2 separate regions of the Mus musculus genome follow, and region 1 is linked to region 2. A link is a loop called in an ENCODE intact Hi-C map of the cell type or tissue named here. Cell type or tissue: left cerebral cortex. All regions are shown on one strand.

What was found. A loop is a pair of places that touch in the nucleus more often than their neighbours do. Peaks named below come from ENCODE experiments on the same cell type or tissue, not always from the same donor. Only the 100,000 strongest peaks of a DNase experiment are listed, where the experiment ranks them.
Region 1: a loop joins it to region 2, with 5 times the contacts of the local background. A loop is called at or near these places in 21 of 42 quality-filtered maps.

What each region holds. Positions count from the first base shown.
Region 1 is chr19:41,100,266-41,108,265 of GRCm38, forward strand. Tll2 (tolloid-like 2) reads right to left here. Exons shown (of 21, transcript NM_011904.4): 11 at 5,387-5,503; 12 at 4,641-4,786; 13 at 3,415-3,610. Among named protein-coding and RNA genes, the nearest start is that of Opalin, 27 kb to the left of the region's middle. In left cerebral cortex, a CTCF peak has its summit at 4,854 (motif pointing right); DNase peaks (open chromatin) are centred at 1,308 and 4,865.
Region 2 is chr19:41,200,111-41,208,110 of GRCm38, forward strand. It overlaps Tll2 (tolloid-like 2), which reads right to left and starts at 6,664. Exons shown (of 21, transcript NM_011904.4): 1 at 6,367-6,664. The coding sequence starts at 6,535. In left cerebral cortex, CTCF peaks have their summits at 4,252 (motif pointing left) and 6,793; DNase peaks (open chromatin) are centred at 4,249, 6,105, 6,884 and 7,066; H3K4me3 peaks cover 1,052 bases.

The sequences.
Region 1 (8,000 bases), 100 kb before region 2:
AGAAATTTTGGAGTAAGGGAAATATATAGGATAATATGGAGCAGTAGAAAGAGATCAGGATTCTGGGCAAGTTGGGTCAGGTTGGGCCAACCAATACAATCCAATCATATAGACTTGGATGATGGTTATTTGGCTTCTCTGAGCCTTCCTCTACTTTTAAAAACAACAAGAGCGGTGTTGGCTTTTGTGGCGATTGAAAATTATGCGCATGAAGGACTGGTATATTGTCGATGTGCAGGGCTGCATTTCAGACAACTCTGGTGCAGTTTCTGCACCTCCAGGAGTTGGAAAGACAATGATGGGAAGGGTAGAAGGAGAGACAGCCTGGGCAAAAGGGCAGAGGAGGTGAGGAGGTGAGGAGAGGGGCAGGGGCAGAGGCAGGTGAAGAGAGGGGCGGCAAGGATGGCTCAGTGAAGAAGGAATGGGCAGATGAGAGGGGCACAGCAGGTCTAAGAAGTGGACCAGAGAGCAGAGGAAACTTAGGAAAGATTCCATGAGAAAGGACAAAGATAAATAAAGACCCAAGAGGAAGGGAGGGGAGGCCCTGATGCCCGGAGCTGGGATGGTTGTGGGCAGGGCACAGAGGCAAGAAAGAGGGCATCACCATTTCTCAGCCTAGTTATTGCCAGATGGAGGGGGAGAAGCTAGAGAAAGCAGAGAAAGCTCCACTCTTGCAGAGACAAAGGGATATGCTAGCCAGGGAGCTGGAGAAAAGCCTCAAGGGCAGTGGGCTGTGTTGCTGTCAGTGGCCCTGTGCCATTGATGATAAGTGGCAGGCAAGCGGGCGCCATTCTTGCCAGGGTCTGATTGGCTACGTGGCCTCCACAGTGCCACCTGTGCCAAGCCCACTGGCTCATGATCATTCCAAGCTGGGTACGCTTTCTAAGGAGCTCTGGGATCATGCAGGTAGAATGGGCCGGAACCAGAGCTTAGCCGGGTATAACCACGGCTCTGGCTTCTTTCCATCCTCTAGGTACACTGGAAAAGAAGGAGCCATTCTGTGGCTCAGACGTGAGACCTGGAAAAGATCTTAAAGGAATTTCAGAGCGTTAAGGGAAGTTAGAGCACACCCCAAGGCTTTGAAGAAAGCCTCCCTCCCCAGCATCCCCTATGGTCCCTCTGCACTGGAATGATAGTGTGTAGGGATTCAAGATGGTTGTCACGCCCCTTGGACCAGCCAAGCCTTGAATGCCACCAACCTTTCTTGAAATCAGCAGAAGTGTAAGGCTCTGCCTGCTGCCTAGCCAATTGGCTCGAAGAGGGGCTGCCATCTGGCACTAGGGGATCAGTGCTGAGGCCAGCTGGCACCCCGGCCAGTGTTACAGGCCAGCTGGGCCCCAGGCGAAGGCTGTTGCCAACTGGCATGAAGGCACAAGGTTCTCTGGCTCACCCCAGCTCTGCCACAGGCTTTGTGGTTATGCTTCCAGTTCCCTCCTTCTGGCAAAGACACATGAGCCAGATACTGCGATCTGAGGCATCCTACCGTGGCCTCGATGGTCGGAGGAAACCAGGTGTTAAGATTTTCACTCCTTCTGCATGCCACGAAAGGGAAGAACAGTTTTTTTTTGTTTTGTTTTGTTTTTTTTTGTTTTTTTTTTTTTTTGGTTTTTTTTTTTTTTGGTTTTTCAAGACAGGGTTTCTCTGTATAGCCCTGGCTGTCCTGGAACTCACTTTGTAGACCAGGCTGGCCTCGAACTCAGAAATCCACCTGCCTCTGCCTCCCGAGTGCTGGGATTAAAGGCGTGCGCCATCACTGCCCGGCTAAACAGTAATAATCCCACGTCTCACGTGGAGCCCAAAATAAAGCATCTCCGAGCCATCGTTTCTTTGGAACTTCACAGTGCAACACACTTTCTTCTTTCTGTTCTACAAGGGGAAACTGAGGCTTTGGTAAGGACGTGAGGCTGCCTAGCAGGGTGGTTTGTCTGGAAGTCAGTTCTCCTGATGTCAACCCTTCAAGGGAAACCTAGGAAAAGTACCTAAGAAGAGGTGGGGCCAGGCACAGTGGCTCACATCTGTAATCCCAGCATTCAGAAGCTGAGGTGTCAGAATACTCACGAGTCCCAGTGAGGTGCAGGCAAGCCTGAACTACAGTATGACATCCTCCCTCAAAAGATAAAATAATAAAACAAAAAGGAGGTCCAAGGAAGATAGGGGTGGGAGAAGACAGGAAGGATTGGGATTCTTGTCTATCACAGCCAGGAGATGTGGGAGAGGAGGGAAGGGAAGGAGCAGTCTCCCTGATGTGGATATGGGAGGCTGGACATCAAGTGGTACCACAATAAAGAGGCCACACAGAAGGAGCTGCAAGGACCCCCTATCTCTACCAAGGGCTGGTGGCATGTTCCTGGGGACCCAGCCACAGTGTACCAGGCCTAGGGAATACTCCTGTGTCCTTAAGGGTGGTGTGCATCCTTTGAGGGTCCTGAATGGCCTTTTTGAGAAACCATGAAAGCCCCTCCTTATGCTGGATCGCCTCTGTGGCCTGGGTCTGGTTCCATCCAGGATATTTCTCCTCTTTCTGTCCTCACACCTCAGTCTCTTGGGCACCAGCACTCGGGATGGGAGACAACACCTTTGGAGTGCAAGACCTGGGATGCTTCTCTGGCTCACACCTAGGGTGTCAGGCAAGGCTGTAGAGGGTCTGGGGTCTGGGGTCAGACAAGGTTTAGATGCTTAATCTGCCACTCATGTCTAAGAGTGACCCTGAGCCACCTTTCTCAATGCTGGTCAATAATCCAAACCTAAGTGACAGGGTTATCACAGGAACAAAATGATGTCAGGTAAAGCAAGTGGCTTCCACAGGCCCTGGGATGCAATGAGCTCAGTTAATGAGGCTGCCTGGCATGTGTTATTATTAAATCAGGGTTTCACTACGTATACTTAGACCCAGTAAAATCACTAGGCTTTGAAGACTGGCTTCAGTAGGTAAAGTGTTTGCTGTGTAAGTCTGAGGACCTGAGTTCAAATCCCCAGCACCCACATAAATGCCAGGTGTGCATGGCAGGCTGATTGTAATTCTAACATCAGAAGGAGCCTTGAAGCAACCTGACTTAGCTAGGTTAGCCAAAATGAGAGACCTTGTGTCAATAGATAAGGTAGAAAGTGTTTGAGAGAGACTCCTAAGGTCACCCTCAGGCCTTCACATGCACATTCGCATACGTGCGCATGCACGCACACACCCACCCTTCGAAAGAATCACCAATAGCTTCTTTGCAGAAGCCGACTGGAGCCTGATTCTCACAGGGACGAGCCCCACAGGGAGGGCTCTATCAGCAGTTCAAGATGAACAGCCTCCTCCCTGCAGGAGCTTTGCTTGCTGCTAAGGTCTCATACAGGTTTTGGAATTCTTACACCGGGGAAAGCAATAGTTCTTCCATTGAATAAACACAGGAACAGACCGCTAAGCCATACCCTTGAAGAAATTGGCTGCAAAGCCCGCTTTATTGATGGAGCCGTCGGACACAAACTTCACCCACAGTCGGTTAGCGCTGGATTTCACGGCCTCCGGCTTCTCGTAGCCACAGAAGTGGCCAATCAGGGTGCTGTCCTCTGTGGGACCGTCTCGGATTTCCAGATAGTCATATGCACAACTGTCATGCCTTTCGATCTAAAGAGAAAGACGGGGGCCACGTTGGGGACACTGGCTGGCTTGGCTTCAAGGATTTTTAACTCAGAATCAAAACCTAACCATCTCCCTCAAATCTAAGCAGGTTGAGTTCATACCCAGCTTGTCCAGTCTGTCTCTGTTGTAAAAGTCAAGATGAATCAGGCTGAGGAGGCTCTAAGAGAAACAAGGAAGATGGGCTTGAAATGGACTTTTGGCTTCCTGTTCTTAACCAAAAGTGGAAAGTCATCTCTTTGTGTGTGTGTGTGTGTGTGTGTGTGTGTGTGTGTGTGTGTGTGTGTGAGAGAGAGAGAGAGAGAGAGAAGAGAGAGAGAGAGAGTCTCTGTATGTATGTATCTGAGTATATGTCTCTGTGTGTCTGTGTGTCTGTGTCTATGTGTATGGCTCTGTGTGTGTGTCTGTGTGTCTATGTGTATCTGTGTGTGTGTGTGTGTGAGTCTCTGTATGTATGTATCTGAGTATATGTGTCTCTGTGTGTGTGTCAGCGTATCTGTGTCTATGTGTATGGCTCTGTGTATGTGTCTGTCTATGTGTGTCTATGTGTATCTGTCTGTGTCTATTTGTATCTCTCTGTGTGTCTATGTGTGTATGCATCTCTCTCTCCCCCGACCTCTCTCTGTAGGTCAGAGGTAAACAAACCTCAGAAGACACTATTTTGTTTTTTGAGACAGGCTTTCTCACTTCCCCAGAGCACACCAGTTAGGCTAGGCTGGCTGCCAGCAAGCCCCTGGGGTTGCCTGCATGGCCTCTCAACCCTGAGGTTACAAGTATACATGGGGCTTTATGGGTACTTGGGGTCAAACTCAGGCCCTTGTGCCAGCAAGACAAGGAAACACTTCACCCACTGAGCCATCTTCCCCAGGCCCCACCCCCAGTCACTTCCGTTTGTTTTTTGGTTGGTCCAATCTGGCCTAAAACTCACTTTCCTCCTGCCTCGCCCTCCTGAGTGCTGGGGTTACTATAAGACCCTGTCTTTATAGACACCGGGGGAAAGCATCCTAGCAGCGCTCACCTCGAAGGACTGGAAGGTAAGTCCCACATGGAACCCGTCGGGCACTGTGATCCTCCACACACATTCCTTGGAAGGTCTGTAGTCGTCAGGGTAGTTGGGAGACTGAATCTGGCCTGCATCTTTGGTTATGTCTCCCCCACACATGGCTTTAGAGAGAACACAAGACAAGAAAGGGTCTTCCAAACACAGGTGAATGGCTACTTATTGCCACAAGGTGGCTCCAAGAGCCAGCATTTGCCTCTGGGTTTAACAACCCGGGCCTTGAGAGAGTTGAGTTTTTAACTCTGGATAACCGTGTAGCTACGCAGAGAAAATCTGGATTGTCCAAATTTTCAGTGATTCAAGGCAAAGTGGGCTTTGCTATGTTTCCAGTTCAGTTCCTTTCTGAGCCGGGAGGATTAAGACACGCAGAAGCTGCCCCAGGGTGATTTCACAGCCTTTCTCTTACATGGAACGGAACGTCTGCGTAGCACCACGTTTTCTATTTTCTGATGAAGCAAGAATCCAGAGATGTCAGGCCCCCTGCTTACGCTCATTCAGGTGTCCAGAGGCCACTGCCATCTCTACAGGACTCTCTACCCTGATGCCTGATACCCCAGCTGGATTGAGCGGAGAGCTCACTGAGCTTGTGACAGTGACAGAGTTTAGCACACATGGCCTTTGCCTTCCAGGGAAGGAAGCAGGCTGCGCTAAAGGACAGATGCTTGCCAGTGGCCACCTGCCTGACTGCTTTATCAAGAACAAACCTTCATATACAGCAAAGAAGCCTTTGCCCAGGCTGCTGCTGCTGCTACGGAATTCCACCCAGAGCCGGCTGTCCGAGGAGACAAGGGACTCAGGTATCTTATCGCCACAGAACCTCCCTGGAAAGAGAAAGGACAGTCAGGACACTGTGGACATTGGGCTCACCTTACCACAGCCTGAAGGAAAGATAGGAAGTAGGCAATGACCCTCAGAGTGGCAGCTGACCCCGCCACTCCACAGAGGAGCAAATATGGGCTCAAGAATGGTCTATCTGTGAGTCCATGAAGGACAAGTGTGGATTCCAGGCACTCGAAGTACAACACAGAGGGCAGGTACCTTCCCTGCCACACGTGGGTCCTGTGGCATATTTTGTGGGAGTCCCAGCGGTAGAGAGATGATGCTGAGCTATCGGTGACGTTTGTTTATTTGTTTGTTTTGTTTTATTTGCTTGCTTTGCCTGATAATTCTGAAGACACCACACCCTTCCCTTGAGGCACTGGACCCTCTGTTATCCTTGCCTCAGGAAGTAGGGCCAGAGACCAGGAAACCAAAGCTTCCTTGCATTTGAATTAATTCAAGGCCAGATGTAATACTGAAGCTTCAGGGTCGAAGAACAGTGGGCTTCCCAGATGGTGCAGATAGACCCAGAAGGGAAGAGAGAGAGAGAGAGACTGGGATGAAGAACTTTGCAGGATACAATGGAGCCCTTTAAGGTCTAATTCTACACATCCTCTTCCTCCAAGCTAAGACTATGGCTCGGGCAGGATGATGAAGACCACAAGTAGACTTAAAGATCTGGGAGAACAGGAAGTAGTGTCCCCAGCCCCTGGACAGAGCCCAGCAGGGTAACAAGATCCAAGAGACCCCTGTTCTTTCTGGGCCCAGTATGGAATTGTCTATGTGGCTTGTCCAGACCTTTGCCCATGACACAGCCATGCAGAGTTCCCCATGCCAAGCCTAAGGTGACATGTAAGCATGACTACCAACTCCTGAGCAAGTATGGAGGTGACTTTCCCACAGTTCACAGGCCTTGAGTAGCCATAGAGTGTCTCACCAGCTTGGAGGAAGGTCCACGTGGACTTGGGTGTCACTTGAGCTGCCTCGAGTTGAGACAATAAGGAAGCAACAGGCACTGAGCTACAGCTTAAGCCCAGGGTCTCACTCTGTAGCCCAGGCTGGCATTATTGTCACTAAGTAGCCCAGGCTGGCCTCAAACTTGCTGGATCCTCCTGCCTCAGCCTCTCCAGCACTGAAATTATAAGCTCGTGCCACTGTAACTGGCTTCCAGTGTTTACAAAGGCAGGGACTTTAACCATGAGTGGGTGGGAAGCCCTGGTCGAGGCACTAGACACCATAATTATGTCTTATTCTTCTGAGAAAAGTAGAAAGTCACTAGGCTGGGGAAGGACTGGTGACACTGTGGCCTTTTCCAGATGGTCAGCGCTGGCTTATACTCTTCGAGGGAAAACGGGGTTGAGGGCTGCCAGTCAGTTCTGCTTCCTCCTGGTTCTGGCTCTCTCTAGCCCTTTGGATTTAGAGGTCTTCCTATTTAGTGCAATAAAATGACTGTCGAGACTTTGAGAAAGAAAAGTACACTGGAAGAGTTGGGGAGACGCCTCTGTGTAAGCACGCGGACTTAAATTTGTGCCCCAGAAGTGAGATCAGACAGCTGGGCGGCGTGTTCTTACAGTTCTCACACTAGAGAGGCGGAGCCTCACTGGCTCGCCAGCCTGACGGTGGGTGGTATCTGAAGAACGACGCCCAGTGGGGGTCCTACCTGCATACACATACAGCATGTGCATACATGCTCCCAAATACATGGCCACCCATGCACACACAGCACACAAATGCACTCATACGCTCAAAGGAAAAAAAAACAGATTGGAGGCCTATACAATTTGAGAACGGCATCTATGGTATGGCTGATAGCTGTGATGAGTGTTTAGTAAACAACTAGTAAGCATTGGGGAGGGGGGAGCATCACCTTTTTGCAAGAGGGAGCACTGTGCAGTCAGACCACAACAGCCCTAAGCGGGACTCCTTCGCCTAGCTCAGGTTTCCAGTCTGCATATCCTTTTAAATCCCAGCTGCTACAGCCACTGAGAACTGATTCCAAGCGAGAGGGGGGAGGTCTATATTTTATTACCTACGGACCTAACTCAATAAGAGGAACTGTCTGTCACCCCTGCCGCAGGCTGACCCGCCCCTATCCAGCCCGGGCAGGTGTATTGTTCTGCCTCAGCAAATATCCCCCATCTCTCTGTAATTCTTAGCTGACATCTCAGCCTTTGCCTTGCCAGTAACAGATGCTGACAAGTCAAAGTCCCCCTTAGTCACTGACTGTGTCTGCTTAAGATCCTGTCTGAAGTGTTTCACATAGGACTGTCTCATTTCATCCCCACTGGTTGTGGTTTGGACCTTGAATGTGCCCAGAAAGCTCCTAGGCAGAAGGTCTGGGTCCCATCACAGTAGTGGTCATATGTGGGGCCTTGGGGGGGGGCAGAGGGAGGGTCCTGTAACTTGAGGTCTCTGATCTTATCAATGGATAATTCATTCATTGATAGACTCATAGCTTAAGGGCTACTTAGAGGTGGGGGGAACTAGATCAATGGAAGC
Region 2 (8,000 bases):
ATGGTGCTGAGAACCAATGGAGTGTCAGAAAGGCCGGGCCTGAAATTCAGTTTCCCCTGTGTGCAAAATAGCAGCCACCATATTGCATGTCTCCTCTGGGGATGAGGCAGAGGAGGGGTAGGGTGGTGTTTCTCATTATGCTTGGGGTCTCAGAGTAGCCCCATCTGTGAGGGGCCTGATAAGGTCCCCAGTTCTCATCTCCCCTTTCCTAGACACTGCCTATCTAGTAAAAGCCTTGGTCATTGTTGGGAGCCCTGGATTCCAGTTGGCATTTGATGGTATGTGTACTGCATCTGCTTGCCTGAGCAGATGTAAGAGCTGAGCACTGAGCCAATTGGCTGACCCTTACACAGAAGTCTAGGTAGCCAGTCTCCCCCATAGACATACATTCTTCTCTTAGTCTTTGTTTACTCTATTTTTATTGAAATATAGTAAATTTGGCATAAAACTTACCCTCCGTGTTTTAAATATAGATTTCATACTTTTTAAAAATTAATTGTTCTTATTTTGTGTGTGGTCATTTTGCCTGCGTGTACGTCTGTACACCTCTTGCATGCCTGGTTCCCACAGAGGCTAGAGGAGTCATCAGATCCCCTGAACTGGAGTTACAGATGTTGAGAGCCACCATTTTGGTTCTAGAAATTAAAACACTAATCCTGTGGAAGAGCAGCCCTGCTCTTGGCCGCAGAGCTGTCTCTCCAGCCCTGACCTCTCTTACTTTTGAGACGTTGTTTAATAATAGTGAATCCCCAACTCTGATTACTCAAATATGAGATCACTTATCCACAAGCATTTCCACAAGCGCAAAAGTACTTACGAGTGCCTGCTCTGTCCTCTGATGACATAAATGCCAATCACTGGGTACCTCCTGGTACCAGAAACTGGGCTCAGAAATGGATAAAATGTCTACGATTTAGTCCTGGTGGCCATCCTGAAAGCTGGAAGAGTTCTTGGCAACTGAGAAAACAGGGTGAGGGAGGTTCAGTAACTCCTCGCACTCGCATAGCCTTGCAAAAGGGCAGACAGGTGAACCAGATGCTGCTCCTGCCTGGAGATAGGAAAGGCATTTAACATGCAAGGCCTTGGAGAAACGTAATTCCATTAAGTCAGCCATCTGCCCATCAGCAAGGACCTTCTAGGACAGGAGAGGATGTAAAGGGAGACATAAAAATGCCAGCTGCTCTCACCAGGGTCTGAGCCTTAGGAGACGCATAGGGACAGGAAGACAAACTTCCAGAGAGACCACTTGACCCTACTGTCCCCTGCCTCCTCTTCCGACATTCTCAGGTAAGGGATGCTGCATTACTCAGACAGAGGGCAAATGCGTAGTTCCTTTAGCCATGAACCCAATCCCCCCTAAGGCCAGCATCCTTCCTACCTCCCTCATTCAGGAGATACAGGCAAACAACTCAGTGAGCTGGACACCACTGAGGGTACCAGGCAGAGTGAGGCCCAGATATCACTAAGTTGAATGTTCTGACCTTACATCAGGACTTCGATGGGCTGCTGACAGTAGCTTCCCCAGAAAGGTCTCTGGGTGAACCTTCAAAAAGACCTCATTGGTAAGCTGGGTGGTAGTGACGAACCCCTTTAATCCCAGCACTCAGGAGGCAGAGGCAATGCATCTCTGAGTTTGAGGCCAGCCTGGTGTACATGGCAGGTTCCAGGACAGCCTGGGCTATATAAGGTATCTTGAAGCAAATGAGAAGGGTAGGTTGAGGTTGAAGCTCCAAATCCCAGACAGAGGTGAGATTTGAAATCAGAGGCAGGGGCTGGGGATAGCCCAAATTGAGTGATGAGCCATTTGTCACACTGTGCCTTTGTCACACTCACTTTGGCTCCTGAACCTTAAGCCACCAGGGGCCAACAAGTCCACATATCACATCCGAATCCAGCATTCACAGCTGTCTGATGCTTTTGGCATTTGCCAAGCCACTAGCTAAATAGTAAGCAGGTGTCCGCAGGCTGGCAGCCAGCTTCCTAGGATTTGCACAGGCTGCCTGAGCATCTCTGCGTCAGGATAGCCTCACGCAGGCAGTTTGGGTGACCTGGGAGGCGGAAAGCATCTACCGTGTATCTCCCCATTTCTCTACTTTAGGACCTTCCCTAAATCTAGAGGACCCAGTTCATGCCTCAAGAGGTAGCAGGTCAGTTTTCAAATCTGGCTGCAACACTCCCTCATCCACTTGCTTTTAGACAACGTTGTTTTTACAGCCATCCTGTTGGTGAAAGGGACCCATGAGGCTCGCCATCGCATCACGCTGGGTGTGAGGATGTGAGGTGGTCAACAAAGGCACTGAAAACTCCCTCCTATCCGGTCCTCTTAGAGCCACCTAGAATCCAGTTGCTGTGCTGTGAGGACAAACCAACAACAAAGCCACATGGGAGACAACCTGAACGCTCTCTCCAACAATCCAATGAACAGGCAAGCTGTGGGCAGGCACAAGGGTCGGGAGCCATCAGGTGGGTTCCAGTGACTCATTGTCGATCCAGCAGGTCTTTCTAGATGACAGACACACACCACCCTATCTGTTCTTAACCCACTAAGGCACGGTTGTAATGGTGTGCCAGTCAGGCTGTTGTATACCAAGCTAGGGGTGAGTTCTTCCCCAAGAATAGAGTGGGAAGCGGATGTAAACAACAAAGGGCTACAAACCGTGGATTCATTTCTGTCTTCCATTCTCTGGATAGATGATTCTAGGAGGTACTTGGAAGGTACTAAGAGGCCCTGGAGGGGTCATAGCTCACTACTTAGAGCAGCTATCCGAATCCCAATCGCCTCATTGAATTCTTCCTTCCCTGCCTTACATTCCATGCTCCCTCCCTGCTGTTCCTTGGTTCACCCTCCAAATACCCAGTGGCCCTGCTCCTGGTTACATTATAAGGCAAAAGATTTTGCTCCCACCTCCATTTTGCAGATAGGGAGACTGACACATAGGTAAGTGGCACCGTGTGTTATCAGCCACATAGACAGGAGGGGCAGGGATGAAATGAGAAGGCAGCCCCTGGCTTCACTCGGCTGAGGATGAGAGGATGAGGGCAGGCAGACAGGGAGAGCATTGCCAGCATGGAGGTGCAGAAAATGTTGGAGTTCTTGCACAGTGCCTGGCTATGTGGGCAGTATCTAAGGAAAAGCCAGTATAGACCTATGGACCAACAGACACAGTGCCTAGAAGCCCATGGCTGTTCCCCATCTGCATGCCAGGAAGGTTCCCACTCCCCCATCATCTGACTTAATAACCACCCTCTTTGCAGAGTCAACTGTTAGTAAATGTAGAATTGATGGTGTAAAACAGCACCCAAAGCTTCAGTAATGATGTTCTTTCAACACGTCTCTAGAAAATCTGTTTATAATGTACCCAACAATAGACATATCTTTCCATGTACTTTAATCTGTCATAAATCATTCCTGTCCATAAACGAGGACACAAAGACACACAGGGGAGACTTGCCCTGTATCAGGCAGCTTGTACATAGCAGAGTAGGTAGGAGTTGTTAATGGTTGTTTATGGTAAACTGGTAGGAATGTTAACCGCTAAATGGTAAGATGGTAAGTATGCCATTGAGAGAGGTTACGGCATGTACTGTGCATCACTTTGATGGCTAGGCTGGAGCAAAAGTCACAGAAACAGAACATTGAACAGGGAGGAGGTAGGGGGCCCAAGCACAAGTCTCTGCACCGGGTCATGTGAGTTCAGGTGATACATCAAGAGGGGGAGTGTCTTGGTTAGAAAGATGTCATAGTGGGTAAAGGCACCTGCCACGAGGCCCTGTCACCTGAGTTCAATCCCAGGACCATACAGAAGGAGAGAACCAATTTCTAAAAGGCGTCCTCTGATCTCCACACGCATCCTACGGCACACCACCCGAACATAAAGTAAATGAAAAAAATGTGTAATTTAAAAATGTTTAAGAAGTGAGAAGCTCCCCAGATCTGTCAGCTTAGAGTCCAAACAAATTCAATTATGTCCATTCTAAAGGGGGAAAGCCATGGCCTAGAGCAGGCAGGCCTTGTCCACTGAGGGGTGGGGAATAGAGCCAGGATGCTCCCTTCTGCATTATGGATGCATGGTGGAATGGAGACTCACACGGGGAAGAGACAGGTGGGAAATGGTTTGTATGTGAAGTTCTGAAGCAGGGACCAGGAGTTGACCTTCTGACCAGAGCTTCCAGGTAGAGTTTCCCTGGGATAGAGGCCCTTTCTGAAGCTTTAAACATGCTACCAGGAAGTACGGTTCCCCCTAGTGGGGAAGCTGTCTTTCCACTGAAGTGCCTCTTGCTTTTTGGCATTCCTTAAGGGTGCTCCCTACATGACAGAATTCCGAGGAGGATGGCAGCCTGAGGTGCCCTCTTGCTGCGGATCTCCCTTGCCATCGATCTCTTCTGGCTGCCTGTAGCACCAGGTTACTCCAGGGTGGGAGTGGGGGCTGCAAGGCTCCAAAGATGGCTGCAGCGGATATACTGAAGCAGCTGGACCACACTCGGGCCTTCTTACTTTCCAGCCCTGCCTGCCCGTCCCATCCAGTCCATGAACAGTCAGAGCATTTGTGTCTTTGTTCCCAACATTTTTTTTCTGAAATCACTGGACAGTCAATAGGCAGTCTTGCCTCGGGGTTGTCCCTGGAGGCTTACACCAGGTGGGAACTCCCAGTCAGATCTGCATCTTTCCCTCTGGGTCTGCAGCATCTAGACTAGCATCCTACATATACCAGGCACCCAGCCTGTTTTTTCAAACCAATCTCCCTTCTGGCCCCACTGGCCCCTACTGCCTCCCAGAGGTGGCTCCTCTGAATCTGACAGGTGTGACTGTTGCTCCTGCTCATCTCAAGCTTAGGCACTCTCATTTTAGGACCAGGTCACCATTCTAACCATGCTCAGACCATCCCGGCTGGACATTACAATCAGGCATGGTACCTTCATTTATCTGGAGGTACCACCTTCTCTATTTCCCGGAAGTCACCCATTCTATTTCCCATCCCGGGGCCTCATATACAGTTGGATTTTTCTGGCATCTTTCCTGTGGTTAAGGCCAGGTCCCCCCACACCCAGCTTGACCTTCCATATGCACAGGCCCCTCTGGTCTCAAGAACACCTGAGGCCTTCCTAGGAACCTCATCTTCTTCAGAGAACATGCATTGTGAAGTGACTCCAGCCTATGCCCTAGAGTTACCACAGTAATGGTAAAAATAACGACAACACTCTATAATTGATTCCAATGGCAAGAAATTCCCACCCAAGTCCTCTGTTTACCTTCTTCCATTTTAGAGATGAGGAGCCTGAGGCTGAGAGAAGTCTCTATGAACTGAGGGAATGAAATGGCCCAGACCTGATGGGCCACTGTGCCCAGAGGAACCACTCTGATCGCCTCAAGTATCCTCAAGGCCTCTTATCCCTTATTTTTGCACACCAGAAGCGAATCAATCAGGTTGGGCAATGGACAAAGGAAAACACTACTAACGGGTTCTCGGCCACCATCCAGGAGCAGCCTCAAGGTAGTCTGAGTCCTGCACCTGCTTGGGTCCCAGCTAGTAACTGCTCTTGACTTTGATACGTTTGGGTCCTTTGCGGACAGATACTTAGTAACCTTTGCTGGGATGCTTTATCACCCCCCATCTATCTCTTGCCGCACATCCCAAAACAGGGTTAGTAGCTGGAGGGAAGCAGGCCCTGTAGCTGGGGCAAAGGTTTGTGCTCAAATGCTGGCGTGCCCGGTGCAGTCCTGGGGCGCAGCTTCCTGGTGGAATTAGAGCACCTGCTGACTTCCATCTCAGTCGGGTGCTGAGGAGACTGCGGGGGTAGGGGCACGGGTGGGGGGGAAGCTGGAGCAATTCAAGTCGTGGGCGTTCTCCCTAGGGGACTCTTCCTTCTGTCCTGTGAAGCTTTTTTGTCTGTCTTCTAATCTCTTCCCAAGAGTAACTACAGATCTTGGAAACTTCGCGGGAAACTTCCAACTGCTGTGAACTCCGATGAAGCCAGCTACTCCATCGGACAGAGCCTGGAGCGCCGCGCCCAGCCAGGCTCGACTCCTGCAGTGTCTGGAGGTAGCGGGTGCCTAGAGGCTGACAGGCGACCCGAGCCCACCGTGCACCACACAGGCTTTGCTTTCCACATCCGCCAGAATTCCCTATGGGACCGATCCTGCGGCCGCCACCCGATGTGCACTGCTAACCTGGGACCAGGATGTCCTCCTGGACTTGGAGGAGTACTAAAGCAGTTTCCCGCAGACATTGTCCTCCCCCTCCCGCGGGAGCCGGGGACATCTCTCAGGAGCGGAGTGGCCCGCCTTGCCCACCCCTCATTTGCATTTCAAAGGCAAACTTCAGCCCGACTTGCCCGGAGACTAGGACAGCCAGCGGTGGTACCTACCAGCTTTGCAGGGGTCGTGGTAATGCAGCTGCTGCTCCGTGCCCTCCTCGCCTTCCAAGGCTCCGTAGTCCAAGGCGACATTCGAATGGTCCCCAGTCACTTCAGCACCGCGGGGCAGCGGTAGCAGCAACAGTAGCACCAGGGTGCCAAGAGTGGTCGCAAGGGGCATAGTGGCAAGGGGTCGGCGGGGCCCGAGGGACTTAACCTGCACAGAAAGCTCGGATCCAGAGAGACACCACGTACAGGGTCGGTTGTGGTGGCTGCTGCTTGGCTGCCAGGCACCGGTAGGGTACCAAGCAAGCCCAGTAAGGCGTTCTCGTCCGGCCTGGACACCCGGGAAGCCGCTGCTAAACACGACTTGCCCAGAGGCCAAGGCTGCGGTGGCTGTGATTGTGCTGGCGGCGGCAGCGGTAGGAACAGTGGCCGCTCCGCCCCTCTCCACCAGGGCTGGACCACACGCCCTCTCCAAGGGCCCCGGACAGCCAATCACTTATGCGTCCTAGGCGAGGCCCCTCCTCTTCCCTGCACCTCCGTAACTTCGGAGGAACCCAAGCAAACCGAAGATGCTGACAAGTGTTGGGCTCCCCGGGGCGCACGCCCACCTGGCCGAATGCAATCTTGTTTTGACACTGTGGTGCGCGCAACACTGCTCAACATTGAGGCTAGACTTCGCGCCCTACCTCCTTCTAGTAACTCATTTCACAACTCCCAGATGCACGCGTGGCAGGACGCAGGAGGGCCAGCAGCTTTGGTGTGTGTGAGTAGTCCTGGACACCTCGCTGCTGCCAACTTCGTGCTTTCGAAATTCGTTTCTCTGCAGAATGCAGTGTGTCTCACATGCCTCAGCAAAGGGGGCGAGGAGGGGGGAATGAGCAGGATTCTCTCCACTCTTTCAACAGCCCTGGTCCCACCAGCACAGGTGCGTGCTGCAGCACCCACCAAACCCGAAGTTGTGGGTGGGACTTGTAAGGATGGATAACGATGAGCTTATCCTTCAGTAAAACTGTCCCAATTGGGATGCTTTTGATAGTCAAAGACTCACAAATGAGCAACACTGTTATTTAAAGTTACAGACATACCAAGCAAGCCTTGCCGTTAGTTTGATAAAATAAAAATGAGCGATTCTTTAAATCTGGTTATTTTTGTGCCAGTGAAAAACATGCACCCAGATTATTTAGGGAGATAATCAGACGTTATTTGAAACTCGCTTATGTGATGTACCTTCAATGTTAAAAAAACTGTCAGAACTGATCCACTCTGACATACATTATTAACCGCAAGGATTTTCAAAGATCCTTTTATACAAGTAAATTGCCCTAATCAAGCATTATAGCACGTCAATGTGCTGTGAAGATTTGTGAGTGCATCACATCCAGAGTTTTTGTTTTTTGTTTTTGTTTTTTTAAATTAACTGCAGGAAGAAAGGTGGACTAAATTTCTCTTTGGGGCTTGTTACCACATGGTTTCCTAGCTGCTAAATGACAAAGCAGTCCAAAGCTGGGCTTTACACCAGGCTCCAAATGTCTCATCCTATCATCATCTGCCTTATCTATTAACTAGAACAACAGTTTCTTCAAACCAGGACAGGTAGTGATTAACCAAAGAAAAGTGTTTCACGAAGCATTTTATTTTGT